Regions from separate parts of the Homo sapiens genome. Here all the other regions are linked to region 1. Evidence: chromatin contacts called from ENCODE Hi-C or POLR2A ChIA-PET data. All regions are on one chromosome and are shown on one strand. Each heading gives the region's core, a stretch centred on a gene start or an enhancer-like site at or near the end of the contact. The rest is flanking DNA. Distances are from core to core; before and after follow the strand shown.

What was found. Hi-C counts contacts between places; a loop is a spot of excess contacts on that map. ChIA-PET counts read pairs that join two places held with the same protein, here RNA polymerase II (POLR2A). Pooled maps may share reads with other maps.
Region 2: a pooled map shows a loop between it and region 1 (8-fold over the local background). The contact joins the promoter of HENMT1 here to the promoter of TAF13 in region 1. A Hi-C loop is called at or near these places in 6 of 50 pooled maps. POLR2A ChIA-PET finds 5 or more read pairs at or near these places in 4 of 52 experiments (A673, CD4-positive, alpha-beta T cell, CD4-positive, alpha-beta memory T cell and 1 more).
Region 3: POLR2A ChIA-PET joins it to region 1 with 10 read pairs in AG04450. The contact joins the promoter of SYPL2 here to the promoter of TAF13 in region 1. POLR2A ChIA-PET finds 5 or more read pairs at or near these places in 3 of 52 experiments (A673, AG04450 and OCI-LY7).

Annotation. Positions count from the first base shown.
Region 1 is chr1:109,074,307-109,078,433 of GRCh38, forward strand. It overlaps TAF13 (TATA-box binding protein associated factor 13), which reads right to left and starts at 1,697. Exons shown (of 4, transcript NM_005645.4): 1 at 1,615-1,697; 2 at 681-759. The coding sequence starts at 1,641. It overlaps TMEM167B-DT (TMEM167B divergent transcript), which reads right to left. Exons shown (of 2, transcript XR_947688.3): 2 at 3,986-4,127. RefSeq lists enhancers at 1-940, 1,545-1,604, 1,705-1,954.
Region 2 is chr1:108,658,652-108,662,778 of GRCh38, forward strand. It overlaps HENMT1 (HEN methyltransferase 1), which reads right to left and starts at 2,442. Exons shown (of 8, transcript NM_001102592.2): 1 at 2,312-2,442; 2 at 1,213-1,311. The coding sequence starts at 1,233. RefSeq lists enhancers at 2,161-2,750, 2,751-3,339 and a silencer at 2,406-2,575.
Region 3 is chr1:109,464,294-109,468,420 of GRCh38, forward strand. It overlaps SYPL2 (synaptophysin like 2), which reads left to right and starts at 2,253. Exons shown (of 6, transcript NM_001040709.2): 1 at 2,253-2,604; 2 at 2,766-2,840. The coding sequence starts at 2,551. RefSeq lists enhancers at 1,684-2,185, 2,186-2,685.

The DNA of each region.
Region 1 (4,127 bases), core at 447-2,946:
GTGTCCCCTCAGGGTTAAATGGATTAAGGGCGGTGCAAGATGTGCTTTGTTAAACAGATGCTTGAAGGCAGCATGCTCGTTAAGAGTCATCACCACTCCCTAATCTCAAGTACCCAGGGACACAAAACACTGAGGAAGGCCGCAGGGTCCTCTGCCTAGGAAAACCAGAGACCCTTGTTCACATGTTTATCTGCTGACCTTCTCTCCACTATTGTCCTATGACCCCGCCAAATACCCCTCTCTGAGAAACACCCAAGAATGATCAATAAATACTAAAAAAATTAAAAAAATAAAATAAAGCAAAATAAAAACACACAAAAAAAATTAGGTGGGCGTGGTGGCCGGCGCCAGTAGTCCCAGCTACTCAGGAGGCTGAGGCAGGAGAATGGCATGAACCCGGGAGGCGGAGCTTGCAGTGAGCAGAGATTGCGCCACTGCACTCCAGCCTGGGCGACAGAGCGAGACTCCGTCTCAAAAAAAAAAAAAAAGCAATTTATACACACACACACAATTGGGGTTAGGATTGGTACTATCTGATTCAAAAGTTAAACAGAATTTGATAGGCTAGTCTGAGAATATTATCCCTACAGGGAAACATTCAAAGCAATAAAGCTACTTTGAAAGGACATGTCCAAAAGTTTTCATCATCTATAACAAAATCATTGTCAAATACTACTTACATTCTTTAGAAAAAAGTCTCTTTCTTTTACCCTGTCCACCTTCTGCACCTCCTCCAATTTCTTCATTTTCTTCCTCAAACTAGAAGTTAAAATGTATATATAGAAATGTCAAATAATTGCCTTGCATTTGATATTTTAATAATGACATTTTTTTTTCCTTTTCAACAGATAGGCCAGAAAGCCAAAGGAAGCAGCAAAAAAAAAAACCACGAAACCTTAGCATTGAAGGAGCCTATGTATCTAGTCCAACTTCCAACTCATGCAAAAATGGCTTCTACAATGTTCCTAACTAATAATCCTACTGCTTCTACTTGTAAGAGTTCCAATGACCATAAGTTTTATTTTTAAACAACTAAGGTGGCCTATTACTACTGTTACTGTTAAACAGTTGATACTGAATCAAAGTCTACCTTTGTAGACTTTGTAGTAAGCAAAACTAATATTTCCTATGCATTTGCTTATACAGTGCTAAAAACGTTCCTTAAGTAAGCCCGTAACCCTATTTTATAAAAAGAAAACTGATGTTCAAAGTTAAATAACTTGCTCAGAGAGAATGGAAATTTTGAAATCCAGGCTGTCTGACTTTCAATGCATTCTTTTCCCATTACTTCACAGTAAGTACAGTTTTGTTAACAATTGAACTGTTGGCTCATAGTGCGCGCTAATAGATGTTAGTTTTGATCTCTGATGATTCTGTACGTGTTTCAGTGTCTGGCAAATACAGACCAAAATCAAGGGGAAAGGGGTCACAAAACCTACTCTTCCTTCATGTCCTTCCCCACTTTCTAAAATGATCAATCCTTAGGGCGTGAAGTCCCCGAACTCTGTCCGCTGAATTCACTAAGGCAAGCAGACCCGATCCTGAACTCTGCCTCCGCTACTGAGCCCGAAGGAGTGAAGAAAAGACAGGTTTTGGACAGAGACGGTCACTCACCGTGGGGTCTTCTTCCTCATCTGCCATCCCACTAGCACGCCAACTCACAGCGTCCTGCCGGCTGGCTCCCAGCTGGTTACACTACTTCCGCCGCCTCACTTCCGGTGACGCGCGGGGCCGTAGCTGGGCCTAGCCCTCTGCGGCCTGCGGGAGGACGGTGGTGCTTTCCGGCCTAGCGGCGGAAATGCGACAGTCTCTAAGGGAGGAGGCCGGAGCGCCTCCCTGTAATCCCGAAGGAATTGAAAACTAACAAAGAAAAGGAAATCACGGGCTAGGTCGCGAGTATCTCGTTGTCACCCTGAATTTGCTACTGCGTATTGAATCACAGCTTCTTGTTTGGGGACTGCGAAGCTATGGATCATAGGAGGGCAAGCCAGCAGTCCTTTATCAGACAAATATGCTTTTAAATCATTTTAAAGATTTGTAGTTCCACTGTTTCTAAGCACTGTGTTAATTATTGGGGATACTGTGCTTCATCACAAATTTCCAAGAGATGGTGTCCCGAGACTAAGCATTTAAAATTTTGTGAAGGTTTTTTGATTTTTTTTTTTTTTTTTTTTGAGACGAAGTCTCACTCTGTCGCCCAGGCTGAAGTGTGCAGTGGCGCGATCCCGGCCCACTGCAACCTCTGCCTCCCGGGCTCAAGTGATTCTCCTTCCTCAGCCTCCCGAGTAGCTGGGATTACAGGCGTGCGCCACCATGCCCGGCCTTATTTTTGTTTTTTTGAGACACAACCTCACTGTCCCCCGGGATGGAGTGAAGTGGCGCAATCAGGGTTCACTGCAGCCTAGACCTGCTGGGCTCAAGCCATCCTCCCACCTCAGCCTCCAAGTAGCTGGGATTACAGGCGCACACCACCAATGCCCAGCTAATTTTTGTATTTTTAGTAGAGATGGGGTTTCCCCACATTGCCCAGGCTGGTCTGGAACTCATGGCCTCAAGCGATCTGCCCCGCTCTGCCTCCCAAAGTGCTGGGATTACAAGTGTGAGCCACCGTGTCCACCGGGGAAGGCTTTTGGTCAGAACAATGGCTGGCAAAACCACAGGCATCGGAAGGCCAGAGCTAGGGATATAATATAAATGTCCCTACAGTGTAACAGATGATGCTACATAAAGAAAATCCCGTAATACACACGATTTCTGAATGTCCTGCTGAACATTCGGTGAGTGAAAACTAATTATCTGAGAGTTGAACCTATCTTTGTTAATAAACACAAAGCGGCCGGGCGCAGTGGCTCACGCCTGTAATCCCAGCACTTTGGGAGGCCGAGGTGGGCGGATCACAAAGTCAGGAGATCAAGACCATCCTGGCCAACATGATGAAACCCCGTCTCTATTAAAAGTACAAAAATTAGCTGGGCGTAGTGGCGCACGCCTGTAATCCCAGCTACTCGGGAGGCTGAGGCAGGAGAATCGCTTGAACCCGGGAGGCAGAGGTTGCAGTGAGCCGGGATTGTGCCACTGCACTCCAGCCTGGTGACAGAGCGGGACTCCACCTCAAAAAATAAAAATTAAAAAAATAAACACAAAGCATTTTCCCACACTTTTAATGTACGTTGAAGTTTCTAGGAATGTTATTACCCCAAAATTGAATAGTAATTGTATTTTGTTTGGTCTGGAATTCATTAAGAGCTGTGTACCATTTCAAGAAATAACGTCACCAAAAGCAACATCACTTGTAATAATTTGAATAGTGAATAATGAAAAAATAACTTTGATTTGAGGAATGTGAGTTAAATTATTAGGCCCAAAGAGGCATTAAAATGAGAGGCAATCACATCCTGCTTGCCCCCTTTTGAGCTATGTATTTATGTCTTAAAACCGCTTGCTATTGCCACAAGTATTAGTTATAAATTAGCCTAATTATGCCCCATCAGACACCATATCGCACACCCTATAGCTTGATAATGTTTAGCCAATTACTAATCAATGTTATTTTTGTGAACCAATGAGAACTCCTTAAAGACAACTTTGTATCAGCCCACTCCCTGTCCTCATTCTTTTCCTTTAAAAATCCACTTGTACCTGCTGCTAATCTTAGAGTGTATATTCTAGGCAACTTTATGCTGCTGAGTTGTAATCCTCAAGTTTGGCCCAAATAAACTCTCTATTTATATTAATTTTGCCTCAGCTTCTTCCTTTTAGGTCGACAATACTCACCCAAATCAGTCTGCATTCAAAGCAATTCTACATATAGGTAGAAGCATCTGAAATCTTCATTATCCCCCCCTAGTGCCATCATACCTGAGTATTTATATATTGAAACAAATGTTACTATTTTTACTTTACTTTTATATTACCTTTATGCCTGACCTCCTGGCCACTGGATCACTGGATCCTGTTAGGATATTATGTTATTTTCAAAATTATGTGAGTAGGTAGATATATTAGTTATTTATTGCTGTAACAAATTACCCCAAAACTTAGTGGCTTAAAACAAATATCACACAGTTTCTGTGGGTCAGCAATGTGGGTGCAATTTAACTGGGTGCCTGTGGCTCAAGGTCCCTCCT
Region 2 (4,127 bases), core at 1,192-3,691, 410 kb before region 1:
TCTTTGGGCTGCCTAGCCCAGTTTTAATAAGAATACTTCTAAGTCAGTTTAGACAGAATCTTCTACCCCTGATATCTGATCACCCTATCTGGTCAAATTCTTCATCTTTGCAATGTTCTTATTGCAACAGTCCTCAATAAAGTCAGACTAATTTTTTCTTTAACATGACCCCAAGAAAAAACAGAATTTATAAGATTAATCTGTAATAGCTGTTACTATTCCTATACAGCAGTATTATAAAAGTAGTCCAAAGGGTATTTGATATCTGATGTAGCACTGTCCAATAGATAAAATACAAGTAGGCAACTTTCTTGTAGCCCAAGAATTGGAATTATAATCGGAATTAGAATATTTAAACCAATATATCGAAAATATAATTTTTACATAAAATCAATATAAGAGATTTTAGATTCTTGTTTTTCACATTAAGTCTTCAAAATCCAGTGTGCTACATATTTTGTACTTCTGCGTCTCAGTTCCAAAACCTTCATCAGAAATACTTGTCTGTATTGGATTTAAAAACTTTACATTTAAAATATACATGCACATACCCAAGTTATTCCAAACATACTTTTTTCCAATAATGTAATCAAATATCCAATTTTAAACTTAAAATTAAAAATGAAGTTATGAGCCCAGGTGGTCAGCGTTGCAGTTAACCGTGACTGGGCAAGTGCATTCCAGCCTGGGCAACAGAGCAAGACCCTGTCTTAAAAAAAAAAAAAATTAAAGTTCGGTTCCTCAATTCCACTAGCCACATTTCAAGTGCCCACTTGCCATGTGTAGCTACTGGACAGCAGGGAGCTACACCCTAGGTACTCCCAATGTGGTTTCCAAACCAGTGGCATCTTCACCTAGAAACTTTAGAAACACAAAAGCTTGGGCCTCACCCTAGACCTCCTTAAACAGAATCTGCAACTTAACAAAATCCCCAGGTGATCCATATACACAACCACATTGGGGAACACTACTTAGAGTGTTTTTAAAATAGATTTTGCTACTTTAACACCTAGTGATAAAAGTAAAAACATTTATTTTACTTACATACACCAAATGTGACTCTTTCATCTATGTATACCCTTGTTTACCTCAACCAACACCCCGGGAAATGCTAGGACCTAAATGTGATCAATTTTGTTTGCAATTATCTCACAATACATCCAGGTGATAATTCTTAAGAGTCAAAGACGCAGCTAAGAAGGGTGGCATTACCTGTAGATTATTTTCTTCCATTTTGTTTCGAAGTTTTGTTGAAACAAAAATGAAGATTTATCCTTCAAGCTCTATTTGAGAGAATCAGCACTGACTCAGCTGTAATAAATACAAAACCGTTTTTGTAAAGCGATACCTGAAAGAAATAGCTGCCTAGTTCAGAAGGGAAGAACGAAAGCCTCTTTCTTACTCCTTACTACAGTATATAATTTAAATAGAACGCTTAAAAGTAAATAATGAATTCACCTCTGAGTACTCAAAAAAAAAAAAAAAAACACGAAAGCAGGACTCGAACAGATATTTATACACCGAAGTTCATAGCATTATTCACAATAGCCAATCTGTGGATTAAATGTGGACTACCATTTAATCCACAGAATGTATCCAGTATTTTTTCAGACATTCGCAAACAGGCTCAGAAAGCGTAACTTTTCACTACGTCAAACCCTACTAAGAGCGAAAACAGCCATCCTTTCCCTTTACTATCATGAATAGTTCAACTAGATACAAACGGAGCAATCTTAGGAGTTCTGCCCATTTCATTGCTAAGACCCTCAACTTCAAATTTTTTCAAAAATTTTTCCACACATCGTCAAAATGAAATTTCGAGGGGGAAAAAAAGTGTCCTTGATAAACTAGAGATGCTCCAACATCTATTCAATTCACTCACGAACTTGAATTTAAATTTTAGTTCTCTATTGCACATGTGTCTCCAACAACTAGACTTTAATCTGGAATCTAGGCAACATGTTAGTCACCAACTTGTATTAAGAAACCCTGGCCGGGCGCGGTGGCTCACGCCTGTAATCCCAGCACTTTGGGAGGCCGAGGCGGGCGGATCACGAGGTCAGGAGATCGAGACCATCCCGGCTAAAACGGTGAAACCCCGTCTCTACTAAAAATACAAAAAATTAGCCGGGCGTAGTGGCGGGCGCCTGTAGTCCCAGCTACTTGGGAGGCTGAGGCAGGAGAATGGCATGAACCCGGGAGGCGGAGCTTGCAGTGAGCCGAGATCCCGCCACTGCACTCCAGCCTGGGCGACAGAGCGAGACTCCGTCTCAAAAAAAAAAAAAGAAAAAGAAAAAGAAACCCTGCTCACTGAAACCAACGCTTCTGTCTTTGTACGGGCCGTCGCTTCCATCATCCTGCGGTAAGCAGCATGCCCAACCGAAAAAACAAAGCTCGTCGCGGAGCCGCCAGCGTCCTCAACTCAGCGCCGCCCTGACGCCCGCGCACGCACGGCCTCGCTGCGTGACGCTACCGCCGCGGCTACGCCGGCGCCCGCACCCGCGCCTCGGCCTCCCCGCGGGGCTCGCCAACCTCGTGCGCTCTCACGGTCGGCCTTGGGCCCCGGGAGCCTCATGGTGCGCCGAGCTCCGTCCCTCTAGGCTCTCAGTTCCAAGGCGTCGGTTTTGCGTCTCGTAACGGCCGCTGTGGCGCATGCCCAGAAGCCATTTTCAAGGTCCTCTTCCGAACCTTGGCGAGGACCCCTGCGCCTGCCGCGCCGTTGACCCCGCTAGCGTGCGGCTGCGACGCGGCACGGTACGGCAGCTGTTGGCGAAGGCCCCCAACTCCGAGCGCGTCCGCAGACCGCGAGCCGGAAGGCGGCTTGGGCGGCTGTTGAGTTCGTGGCGCTCCCGAGGCGTGGCAAAGGCCTAAAAACGGTCCTGGCCAGCGGAAGGCGGCAAGAGGAGCAGCAAGGCTCCACGCGAGGCGGCCGGCGGCTGGAGTCCCAGTCAGCCTCCGCTTTCATCCCAGAGCAGTCCACGGGGGCCTTAAAGGAATGTAGGCTGGGTGAAGTTGGCCCAGTGACACCTGCGTTCAGAAAAACGTTCTTTCCGCTCCCAACGCCCCCTCTCCACCGCCACCCGACCCCCGAAATAGTTTTCCCCGAGTGTTGTGGATAGAACTGTTGATCTCTTGGAAAAGTTATTGTATCCTGCCATCCTTCCCTCTGGAGACTCCACTTAATATATATAAGTACTTTCTTTCCTGTATATGATGGAAGAGTATTAGGGGGGTGAGGGGAGGGACGAAGCTGCCTTCTTTAGGGAAAAAAGATTGACTTATATTTTGAAAGATGCAAAAGCTGGTGTTTTTGCTACTGAATTAATAGCCTATTAATATGCCACAAATGATATATTGGAACTGTATTTTCAAACATTTAACGCCTGCTGTATGCAAAGCACTATGCTGACAGCTTAAGGGTACCACAATGATAAATTACACCAATCTTGTTTTTGGCATTTTGGGGAGTCTAGTGTCATAGGTAAAGAAGTACATAACTAACAATAAGCTTCAAAAATTCAATCATAAGGCCCGGCACCGTGGCTTCCGCCTGTAATCCCAGCACTTTGGGGGATCACTTGAGCCCCGGAGTGTGAGACCCCGTCTCTACCAAAAAAAAAAAGAAATTAGCTGGGCATGGTGGTGCCTGCCTGTGGTCCCAACTGTTTGGGAGGCTGAGGCCGGAGGATCACTTGACCCCAGGAATCTGAGCCTGCAGTGAGCTATGATTGCACCACTGCACTCCAGTCTGGGCGACAGAACCAGACCATGTCTAAAAAGAAAAAACACTCAGTGATAATTTCACATTACAGTTTGAGAGGTTCCTGTTGACTTGGGGAAACTAGTTTTAGCAGACTTCATTAAAGGAGTGTACACCTTACTACAGGATGTAATTTAAAATAGAATGTTTAAATAATAAATTCACTTCTGGGTATATACTCAAAGCAGGAATTCAAACAGGTATTTGTACACCAAAGTTCGTAACAGCATTATTCACAGTAGCCAAAATGTGGAAACAACCCAAATGTCCATTAAAGGATGAATAAACAAAATGTGATATACATACAATGGAATATTCAGCCTTTATTTTTCCAATCAGAGTTTCAGGAAAATCAACCTTTAAAAGG
Region 3 (4,127 bases), core at 1,003-3,502, 390 kb after region 1:
GATGGGTTTCTAGGTATTGCTCCTATAGTTATATACATAGAAAAAGTAGTAAACCATGCATGAGACTGATAAAAAAACAAATTCAGAATTGGATAATGGATATTTCTGGGGAGGAAGGAGGGAGGGAGTGACATGAGGTGATATACAGGTTTTCAATTTTATGCATTTTTTTCTTTTTTAAAGAATGGATTTAAAGAAAATAATGGATTTGAGACAAAAAAGAGTTAAAGATTAACAAGGCTGGTTGGTGTGTAAGTGGATTTTTGTTGTGTTATTCTGATTCTTTTTTGATTGTGTTGTATTCTGTATGTATATTGTTGAAGACATTGGTAATGTGTATGTTTTTGTGTTTGTGTAGTGTGGCATTCACATATATCACACTATTTAATTTTTATGACAGCTTCGTGAAGTGAGTGGAACATAAATTATTATCCCTATTCCATAGAACAGGAACCTAAGACGGCAGAACAATTTTTAAACTGTGGACTGGGGACTGGGCTAAGCTGTTCCTTGCTTAGTCTAGATTTGCATGGAAATCCACTGGAGAAGTTTCCTTCAAGTCCATGTGGCCTGATCCAGCCCGAGCTGCCTTCCTCACGTCTCTCTCTAAATCCCAAGGCTCTGGGAAGGCACTTACTCAATAGGGAAGCGACTTGTATAGATAATAGCCAAATGTTTGTTCAAAAGGCATTCATTCTGATGTGCTGGGGGGAGCGGTTGGGGGGGCGGACCTGCAGGAATGACTTGGATGAGACGGATACATATTTACAAGCCAGTGCACAGGAATTTGTCCTTGGACAAATCACTTAACCTTTTACTACTTATATTTATGCTCTCGTAAACCAAGTGTGGAATATTCTCAACTGCTCACCCCTGCCAAATGCTTTTCAAAAGTTAGAGACCAAGTTACAGTTAAAAAAATGCAACGACTTCAACCCAACCAGTCCCTTCCCTTCCCTTCTTCCCTTCCCTTCCCGTTCTTTTTCTTTCTTTTTTTTTCCTCTCTCTCTCTCCCCACTTCTGTCTGCCTTTTTTCTTTTTCTTTTTTTCTTTTTTTTGACACAGTCTTGCTCTGTTGTCCAGGCTGGAGTGCAGTGGTGCAATCTCGGCTCACTGCAACCTCCGCCTCCCGGGTTCAAGTAATTCTCGTGCCTTACCCTTCGGAGTAGCTAGGAGTACAGGCACGTGCCACCACGCCCTGCTAATTTTTGTATTTTTAATAGAGACAGGGTTTCACCATGTTGGCCAGGCTGGTCTCGAACTCCTGGCTTCAAGTGATACACCCGCCTCCGCCTCCCAAAGTGCTGGGATTACAGGCTTGAGCCACCGCGCCTAGCCAGACGTCAACTTTTCAGTACGTTTCAATATATTCTTTGCGCCTCATTCCTCAAAGACCTTTTTTCACTCTCATTTAAATGGTAATGACCATTTTAAAGGAGATTAAGTTTCTACTTGTTAAAGATTAATAACTTTTTTTTTGGAGACAGAGTCTTGGACTGTCGCCAGGGCTGGAGTGCAATGGCGCGATCTCGGCTCACTGCAACTTCCACCTCCCGGGTTCAAGCAATTCTCCTGCCTCAGCCTCCTGAGTAGCTGGGATTACAGGCGCACATCACCACACCCGGCTAATTTTTTGTATTTTTAGTAGAGACGGGGTTTCACTATGTTGGCCAGACTGGTCTCGAACTCCTGACCTCGTGATCTTCTGGCCTCGGCCTCCCAAAGTGCTGGGATTGCAGGCGTGAGCCACCAAGCCTGGCCAATAACTTTTAAATCACTAACATACAAATGTCTTTTGTTGTTTTAAAAAAAAATCAAAACAATACCTAGCTAGACAGGATAAAAAATCAGCAGCTTATATTCTATCGCCCTTTTGTCGGTACTGGCGGTATGTTAATCGTGAGGCTTAGAACCTTGTTTCACAGCCCTGATCGTGCCTTTTGAGAATCTTTTACGTTCTGGATATTCTGGTATGGAAGAGGAGAAAAACCGGCGCTGGGCAGTTTGCAATCCAGGAAAATAGGGAAGGATAAACCTGAAGCCTGTGCGTCCAGGTGCGCCTGGCTAGGGTTTCCGACGGCCGCGGTGTCTCGGTGGGGACCGGTCCCGGAGGCTTCGGCGAGGAGGACCCGGAGTCCCCCCCGCCCCGCGGCGGAACTAACCACGGAGGCCTCTGGTCCCTTTAAGGTGCCCGGCGAGCGGAGAAAGGGAGCAGAGGGGGCGGGAGGAGGGTTCGGGAGCGCACGCCACGTGACCCGGCGGCCAAGTTCGCTGCGAGTTTGACAGAAGTTTGAATCCGAGTCGGGGGCTTTCTGCTGCCGGCGGGGCACCGCGGCGGCCGCAGCCTCTGAGAGCACGAACAGCAGCGCCCCCGCGTCCCAGCCAGCCAGCCAGCCAGACTGGACTCCGGCCCACCGACGGCCGCTCGCGCTCCGGCCCCGCTCGCCTGCTCTGCCCCGGACCTGCAGCTCCCCGCTCCCCCGCCGTGTCCGCCGCCTCCCGGCCAGAGAGCCAAGCCACCACGCCGCGCCCAGCGCTCGCCGCGCCAGCATGTCCTCGACCGAGAGCGCCGGCCGCACGGCGGACAAGTCGCCGCGCCAGCAGGTAGTCCCTGCGCGCCCAGGACTCTCACCCGCCCCTCTCCACCTAGATGTCGGGCTGCACACTTATCCCACCCCTGGACCGCGTGTGAGTGGGGCAAGGGGACCAGCGCCTTCCCAGGGTTCCCCACCGCCCTGACCCCCCGGCCGGCTGTGTCTCCGCAGGTGGACCGCCTACTCGTGGGGCTGCGCTGGCGGCGGCTGGAGGAGCCGCTGGGCTTCATCAAAGTTCTCCAGTGGGTGAGTCGCTGCCCCGGCCCCGGGCTATTTCGGGAGCCTGGGCTGTGACGCTGACCTGAAGCAATGGAGCCAGGGTGGGGGCTGGGGAGGTGCTGCGGCCGGGCCACGGCGGAAGGGTGGGGGGCGGCGACAGGTGGGCGGGGGAGGGGCGGGCTGGGGCTGCTTCTCCGGACTTAGTGGCAGGAGGGTGAAGAGCGAGGCATGCGGAGTCCCGGATTCGGTCCTTCTATGTGCAAGGAGCCTTTGCCCAGGGCGCTCACATTTCACCCGGGCGAGAGGACCCGGGTGTAACCTTTCCAGAACTCTGATCCTGCACATACCACTCCTTGGTGACGGGAGGGGGGAGAAGGACGACGGGGACGAGGTCCGCTCTTCACCAAGAGGGAAGCCGCAGAGGGCAAAGGAGGGAAGGAAGCAGGCGATGGAAACCGTCCTGCCCCCAAACCCACCAGGGCCTGGATGATCCTGCAAGTACTGGGCTCAGGGGACAGGCTCTCGGCTCGCCGTTCCCTTTTGAGGTCACTGGAGTAATCCGAGTTCCTGTAAATGAGTGAGGGAGTGGATGAATGAATGAACGGAGCTTGTGGTTCTATGATTAAATAAAAGAAAAAAATAAGAATAAAAATCACGGCATGGCTAAAATGTGGCATGTAGAATAAAATGGAACACTGATCTGAGAAGCTGGGGCCCTGGGATCCAGACCTAGACTGGCCTTTTCCAGCTATGTCACCTTGGGCAATTCATTTCTCTGGACTTCAATTTCCAACACTAGTTAGATGTTGATCAGAACCTTCCTAGGGTCTCCTTATGCTCTAAATAGTTTGGTGTGCCAGAATATGGCCCTAGGTTAGACTTACTTTGTGACCTTGAAAAAGTCACTTGCTCAGGTCCTCAGTTTCCCCTGTTACAGTCTAGTGGAAATACTATCTTGCTTCACTAGGCCAGTGCCTAAGGCCTCCTGGGTATAAATTAGGAATGTGGACAGGTGCAGTCAATTTCTCAAATCATAAAGACTTGTAGGGGGCATTTAGTGCACTATTGCAGAAGAGATTTTAAATTAGACAATCCACATACCAAATGGTGTGTGAATAACTTAATTAATGTGCTCTCAGTACAGAATTCAGCTAGGGAATAAGTTACCATTAATACTGAGGAGGATTGAGTTCTACAGGGCTTTGGAGACAAGAATTAGCACTGTGACACCAGTTCTTAAATCATGGTTTGGATGAGAATAATCAAATCTGGAACCCAGGGGCAAAAGTGCATTTGGGATTATCGGGCCAGCCT